2 separate regions of the Homo sapiens genome follow, and region 2 is linked to region 1. Evidence: chromatin loops called from intact Hi-C (ENCODE). Cell type or tissue: sigmoid colon. All regions are shown on one strand.

Region 1 (4,000 bases):
CTACAAAAAAGTTACAATTATTGTAAGTAAATAAGTCAGTAATAATCACCACATGGAGAACAACTGTTAGCATTTCTGTGTATGGTGTGCTTGAGCAGATGAGGAAACAGTTTTAAGTCTGCCGTTAGGCACACAAACCTGGGAGACTGAAAATATTTGTTGTCCAAAATTACCATTAATTAAATGAAAAATGCATCGTTTAACAGAAAACTTCAAATAATACTAAATTTTAGGATCTGTTCTAAAAGTTTCCCATTTATTAATAACATAATTTTTCTCAAAACAATGTTAATCCAAGTAGCCTGGCTACAGAACTTGAACTCGAGTCATCTCTCAGGTTGCCTGGGTTTGAAACTCGGCTCTGTCACTTCTGTGACAATAACTGTGTGACCTCAATTAAGCTTCTTAACATCTCTGTGCTTGTTTCCTCATTTATAAGGATTGTAATAATATCTCATTTTATAGGATTGTTGAGAAGTTAAGTACTTAAAGCACTGCCTGGCACAAACTTGAAGCTTTGAGGTTAGCCTTTAAAAAAAAAAGTAATTTTGGACTCACATCCTATACCTTTGAATTTCCTTTAAAAGATAGTGACATAATCTAAAGGGCATTGAAGGTCTAGTAGAGTTTAAGATAATCATGCTATAGGCAATATTTAAAGTGATTAATAGTAAATTTGCTTTACTGATTTGTATATTTAATTCATAATTGTTTCTTTACAGGTTTCTTTACCTCCAGAAAGAAGAATATTGGCCCCTTGAATTCTGGAAGTTCATTGAAGAGTCTGAAATTAGGGACTTATTTCAAATTTGGACATGGCTAGTCGAGGCGCAACAAGACCCAACGGGCCAAATACGGGAAATAAAATATGCCAGTTCAAACTAGTACTTCTGGGAGAGTCCGCTGTTGGCAAATCAAGCCTAGTGCTTCGTTTTGTGAAAGGCCAATTTCATGAATTTCAAGAGAGTACCATTGGGGGTGAGATTTTCTTTTTTCCCTGCTTCATTTAATCGAATCATACATTGACAGAAAATATTTTGATGTTCCAATTGTGTGATTATGAATAGCTAAATAAGTCATAGAGTGAAGAAAAGAGCTGTTCAGCTTACCTTAGCTTTAAAACTTGCCTTTATCTTTGTTAAAATGATGTGTTTTTATATTTGATTGTTTGGTTAATCCCTTGTGGTTATATTGTAGCTAAAATACAGATAAAAAACATGAGTAGAATCAGTGTCTCAAGTAATAACATTTGACCTGATACCTATTTCTAGCTAACAACTAGAAGCTTCTTCAAATTAATACAGTACATGTTTGTGCTCAATTATATTGGTTTAAAATGAATAGTAAAAAAGGTAACCTTAAATTCTGATCTATATAACTGAAGTATTTGCAAATAATTATACTTACTTGTAAAATTAAATGTAATTAAATACTGCTAGATGTACTTTTTTTTGGTATTTAAGAGATGGGATCTTGCTGTCGCCTAGGCTGGAGTGCAGTGTCCGGATCATAGCTCACTGCAGACTGCAGCCTGAAACTCTAGGCTCAAATGATCTTCTTGCCTTAGCCTCCCACCAAGTAGTTGGACCTAAGGGTGCATGCCACCATGCCAGGCAAGTTTTTTTTTTTTTTTTTTAAGAGTCAGAGTCTCGCTGTGTTTCCAGGTTGGTCTTGAACTCCTGGCCTCAAGTGAGCCTCCAGCCTCAACCTCCCAGGTAGCTGTGATTACAGGTGCTCCCTGCTGAGATGCATATGTAAGAATGCTCCTAAGCTGAGGGAAGAGAAAAAGTGATTAATGGAAAGGGACATAACAGGAAAATGGAACCTGAAGAAAAAGATGAAAGAAGAAGGGAAAGAGTAGGCACTGACAAGGGTGGTTATGGTGGGACAGAGATGAGGGGAAGGTAAGATGCAGGGTGAAAAGGAGACAACAAACAGTACAGTATTGTCAAGAGAGGACGTGAAATGGGAAAATTGAATTTTAGCTGGACATGGTGGTGCATTCCTGTAGTCCCAGGTATTTGGAGGCTGAGGCAGGATTATTTTAGCTTGGGAGTTCAAGTCTAGCCTGGGCAACATAATGAGAACCCATCTCTTAAAAAAAATTGACTTTAATCAAAGAAACCTATAATTATATAGCAGTGGGACAAGATAGCCTCTTTTGGGCCTCTGTTTCATCTGTGAAATGATGCTTTTCAATTAGATGATGTGTGGCAAGAGCCACACGGTTTGAGATTCACAATATTTTGCAAGTGATATATAATTAAGCAATGCTGTTTTCTAAGGTATTCATGTATATATTTTAACCCCATCCTGTAAAATTAAAGTCAAACTTTGGAAATAAGACAGGTAGATACCAACTGGCATGTGGCAACTTCTTGGAATCTGTCTTTCAGAAGCAAAACTTTATACTGTGCATTTAGTGAATGCTCTTCTGCAAATATACTTGAGAATGTTATTCATAATCTTAGACCCATTCTAGTAAGATAAGTTACAGAAGTCTACTACCTCCTGGCCTTTGTATATCTTGTTAAAATGTTATATTAGAATGTTTTATGTTTTTTCTAATGGCTGAGCATCAGAAAGCATCATGGAGCTTTTATTTTGAGTCAGAAGTCTTGGCATTTTAAAAAATGTTAATACACAATATATTAGACATCTTTGTGATTTTTTTTTTCCCTGAAAGTACATCCACGTGTGATTTTGTTGTTGTTGTTGTTATTGTTAATACATTATATCCAGTTTAATAATGAAATACTACTTCTCAAGAAGGCTTTGCTTCCTCCAGAAGTGATTTGGTCAAAGCTAACTGTCCCATCTAGTAGGAAAAGTTTAAAGACTGCTAGATCATGTCCACCCACTTATTTCACTGTTAATGGAAGCATTTCCCAAAGTATATGTGCATTCTGGGTTAAATAACCTGGGCCACGTAGGTTTGGGACTTACTATATGCTACTCTTCTCCTCTCTCTTTATTATTTTATTAAAACAATAAAAACTCTGAAGTACTGTAGTATAGGACTTAATTCCTGGGGAGCTTTGCAAGAGCTTAAGATTAGAATTTTTATCTTGTTTTGGATAATGCACTTCTAAGTTTATTTTTTCCTAATGATAGCTCAAGAAGGATGTTTAAAAGAAAAATGTAACCCCATATCCTGTGTATCATAAATATATCTCTGATATGTGTGTATCTCTATATAATCTCCATGTAACACCAGTTAGATTGTCTAGATTTCATTAATGAATTTTTCATAAAGATTTTCATTTCTATGTGTAGAGCTTCCTGTTTAAAAACAAAAAGGAATTTGCATCCAAATTTCTGTTAATCCTTTTTTTTTTTTTTTTTGGAGACAAGGTCTCTGTCGCCCAGGCTGGAGTGCAGTGGTGTAGCCCTGGCTCACTGCAACCTCCGCTTCCCAGGATCAAGCAATTCTCATGCCTCAGCCCCCCAAGTAGCTGGGACTACAGGCGCAAGCCACCACTCCTGGCCAATTTTTGTATTTTTAGTAGAGATGGGGTTTCACCATGTCGGTCGGGTTGGTCTTGAACTCCTGGCCTCAAGTGATCTGCCTACCTCGGGCTCTCCAAGTGCTGGGATTACAGGCATGAGCCACTGCCCCTGGCCCAACTTTCTGTTAATCTTTATTGGATACTTTTTCACTGTGCTGACCCCATGTGAATACTATTCAGGAGGTATGACAGTACCATTATGGTTATAGCTGTGGACACTATTCTTTTATGCTCTGTACTCATAGCTCTTCACCTTTAGGAACTAGAGTAGATGTAAAGCATTTAAGAATTTTAAGGTTTGAGCTATTTCATGATCAACCTGAAAGGGCCATAACTTGTAGGTAATACGTATTTTTGTTTTGACTGTCATGTGGTAGAAGTTACCTGAAAAATGAAGCCAACCAACTCTTTTGCATTTCAACTGTTGGTTTATTTTTTTTGAGACGGAATTTCACTACGTGGCCCAGGTTGGAGTGCAGTGGTGTGATCTA
Region 2 (4,000 bases), 72 kb after region 1:
CACTGAAGCCTGGGAGGCGGAGGTTGCAGTGAAGCAAGAGTGTGCCACTGCATTCCAGCCTGGGTGATAGAGTGAGACCCTGAAAAAAAAGGAAGGAAGGAAGGAAGGAGAAGGAAGGAAGGAAAGAAAGAAAGAAAGAAAGAAAGAAAGAAAGAAAGAAAGAAAGAAAGAAAGAAAGAAAGAAAGGTAGGAAGAGAAAGCAAGCCAACTGGAAACAGCTACATACTATATAATTCTAATTATATGACATTCTGTAAAAGACAATACTATGGAGACAGTAAAATGATCAGTGGTTTCCAGGGGTTCAGGAGAAGAAGGGATGAATAGGTGGAGAACAGGAGATTTTTAGGGCTGTAAAACTATTCTGTATGATAATGTAATGGTGAATACTTGTGACACATTTGTCAAAACCTATAGAATGTACAACACAAAAAGTGAACTTTAATGTCAACTATGGACTTTAGTTTATAATGATATATCAATATTGGCTCATCAACTATAACAAATGTACCACGCTAATGCAAGATGTTAATAATAAGGGAAAGAAGTGGTGGGAGGCAGTGAAGTGTATATTGGAAGTGTCTGTACTTTCTGCTCAATTTTTTTGTAAACCTAAAACTACTCAAAAGTAAAATGTATTAATTAAAGTGTGGTGTGTGTGTGTGTAAGCAGGGCATTCTGAGAAAATATCTTTCTGGAAGTGCATCTAGTAATTTTTTCCCCCTAATTCATATCTGAAACACATACAAATAAACAGTGAATGTTGTAGGAAATTAGAAGATAGACCACTATCTTGGGAAAGATAACAATGCAAGAGAAGAATTCCTTTATTTTAAGATGGTTATTTCAATTAATTATTTTATATATTGAGCACCTGCAGGGGTAGGCACTAGACATAAAGGCCAACAGCAGGTCTCTGTGCTTGATGAGCTCAGTGCCTGTCATGGGGAAGACAGACACACAGATGCACTACTAGATAATAACATTATCAGTGCTGACCATGTGCTGGGCTCTTTCTAAGCATTCCACCCACATTGTCTCTCAACCATACAACAACCCTGCACACAGGCACTAATAATCTACTTTACAGACAAGGACCCTAAAGCTCTAGAAAGTGAGTTAACTTTGCTGCAATAAATGGCAGAGCCCAGGTGTGTTGACCTGCAAACAGTTTGTCAGAAACTGCCAAACTGTCTTCCAAAGTGGCTGTAAAAATCAATTCATTTTGGAAGAAGAGGACAATCAGTGATACATTTGCTTAGATGTTTCTTTCACATTATTTGAAAGCGTTGAACTTCAAATACATTCACAAATCTTAATATCTGGTTCTCCCTCTTCCATTCTTGCCTTACTCCCACTGGAATAAATTCTTTGGCTTGTCATCCTCCCAACTTCAGGACAATCAAATACATATGGCTTAATGGGAAGGTGGTCAGATTAGAAAATATTCACAGCCAATCTCTCCAGTAGGCAGCCCTTGTTTGGCTTAAAACTGCCCGTTGAATTCAAGTTTCTTACATGTTCCACAACTATGATTGTAAAAGTCAAGGCAGCAGGCACCAGCCTGTGTGGAAGAAAGTTATATTTAGTATTCCTTTCGGAGCTGTCTCTTTGGATATCGTGGAGATTCTGGTACAGGCTGTTACTGTTTGAGGGCTTCTGGGCCTGTGGCAGAGAAGGAGTGGGTGGTTTGCTGACAGTTCTTATAAATACCCCCAGTATTTATTTAATGGCAGAAACACACAGAGAGAACACACAGAGTATTAGAGGAGAGAACATAGCTTAGCTCCATTCATCCCCTGGGCCCAGGACCAAGCACTTCTAATCTGTTCTGAGGAACTGCTTCTGGGGCCAGCTGCAGCCCTGTGTCTGGGGGAAGTCACCTGCCTGCTTGCTGAAGGAGGAAGGAAGGAAGGAACAGGGAACAATGAGGCCCTTGTAAAAGCCAAGTTTTGCTTTTTTTTTTTTTTTTAAGTTTATTTTCTAACCATATCACTCTTCTGCTTAAAACCTTTCAGTAGCTTTCCACTGTTTCTGGAATAAAGGTCAAAAGTCCTAATATGATGAGAAAGGTTCTGTAGGGCCTGGCCAAAGCCTGACTCTTCAGCCTAATCTCTCCCCACTTTCCCATTCATTAACATTCCTCAAACATAATCCACACTCTGCCCACCTCAGGCCTGTACATGCTATTCTCTCTGCTCAAAGGCTTTTCTCTCCACTGGCACTCAGTTAATTCTAACTCATTCCTCAATTAAAACCTCATTTCCACAAGCTGAACTTTAGCATCATCAGAAAAATGTTTCCTGATGCTTCACAGGAATCCTCCACACTTTGTCAAATGCCTCCAGAACTCCTTATGCTTTGCATTGATTCAAGTTTTTTATTTTATTTTATTTATTTATTTATTTATTTATTTATTTATTTATTTATTTACTTACTTACTTACTTACTTACTTACTTATGTGAGACGGAGTCTTGCTCTGTTGCCCAGGCCAGAGTGCAATGGCACGATCTCAGCTCACTGCAACCTCCACCTCCCAGGTTTAAGCGATTCTCCTGCCTTAGCCTCCTGAGTAGCTGGGATTACAGGCACGTGCCACCACGCCTGGCTAATTTTGTATTTTTAGTAGAGACGGGGTTTCTCCATGTTGGTCAGGCTGGTCTCGAACTTCTGACCTCAGGTGATCCACTCACCTCGGTCTCCCAAAGTGCTGGGATTACAGGTGTTAGCCACCGAGTCTAGACTTTTTTTTTTTTTTTTTGAGACAGAGTTTTGCTCTTGTTGCCCAGGCTGGAGTGCAATGGCTCGATCTTGGCTCACCACAACCTCCACTTCCCAGGTTCAAGTGATTCTCCCGCCTCAGCCTCCCGAGTAGCTGGGATTACAGGCATGAGCCACCACGTCCAGCTAATTTTGTATTTTTAGTAGAGACGGGGTTTCTTCATGTTGGTCAGGCTGGTCTGAACTCCCGATCTCAAGTGATTTGCTGCCTCAGCCTCCCAAAGTGCTGGGATTACAGGCATGAGCCACCATACCCGGCTGATTCAAGTTTGTAATGGTGTATTTGTTTGATTATTTAAGCAATGTCTGTCTCTTCATTCCCATCCTGCTTGCCTTTTTAATCCCAGAGCCAATTCATAGATTCGTAGTAAATATGCCTGCTATATAGTAAAAGTTTCATAAATATTTATTAAATAAATTAATAAACAAATAGAGTAATCATTTGAGCTCTTAAATATTTAGTTTTTAATAGAGGGAGTAAGAAAGATTCCCATATTTTTCCCTCATCCTCAGTTCTTAGCAGTGAGGTCTTAGTCTGAAGATACGTGCCTCAGAAGCTGGCCAATAGAAGAGGTAAGAGAAGCCAGAGTGGACTCTGCTGAGAATTTGGCCACCAAGCAGTCATCTCCCTTAGAACTGTGCTCTCCAACATGGTAGCTATTAGCCCCATAATAGGTGGCTATTTAAATTCAAACTATTTAGAATTTTAGCTTATCAGTCTTATCAACCACATTTTGCACACTCACACATGGCCAGTAGCTACCATATTGAATAATGCAAATAGAGAACATTCCCTTTATCACAGGAAAATGTATTGAAGAGTGCTGCTCTGGAATAGAAAATACCCTCTTCTGCACAGAGCATAGGATTCTCAGCAGGGTGACAGAAGAGAGCCCATTTTCCCCTCTGCTTTCAAATCAGGAGATGGGGGAGAGACCCTGCATCTATTACTACATTTGTTTCTATCACATAGAATTGTAGGTGCTGCAGCTGAAGGTGCTTTATTGCAAATAAAACCACTAAATGCTTCCAAATACAGGGTTGTTGTGAAGATTAAATTAGTTACAACCCATGTTCAGGCCCTTAGTTGGCTCTCAATAAATGTTAGCCATTTTGCAATACTCATCATGTGAATGAAAAAACAAAAAAAAAAATTTAAATTTAAAAAGTTGGGCACGCCTGTAATCTCAGCACTTTGGAAGGCTAAGGTGGGAGGAC

What was found. Hi-C counts contacts between places; a loop is a spot of excess contacts. Peaks named below come from ENCODE experiments on the same cell type or tissue, not always from the same donor. Only the 100,000 strongest peaks of a DNase experiment are listed, where the experiment ranks them.
Region 2: it touches region 1 in a loop (2.9-fold over the local background); 38 of 110 quality-filtered maps call a loop at or near these places.

Annotation. Positions count from the first base shown.
Region 1 is chr3:19,950,084-19,954,083 of GRCh38, forward strand. It overlaps RAB5A (RAB5A, member RAS oncogene family), which reads left to right. Exons shown (of 6, transcript NM_004162.5): 2 at 723-978. The coding sequence starts at 816. Among named protein-coding and RNA genes, the nearest start is that of RAB5A, 5.0 kb to the left of the region's middle. In sigmoid colon, no CTCF peak of the experiment used is centred here; no DNase peak of the experiment used is centred here.
Region 2 is chr3:20,022,099-20,026,098 of GRCh38, forward strand. No RefSeq gene overlaps it. Among named protein-coding and RNA genes, the nearest start is that of PP2D1, 12 kb to the left of the region's middle. RefSeq lists a cis regulatory region at 762-1,209. In sigmoid colon, no CTCF peak of the experiment used is centred here; a DNase peak (open chromatin) is centred at 1,843.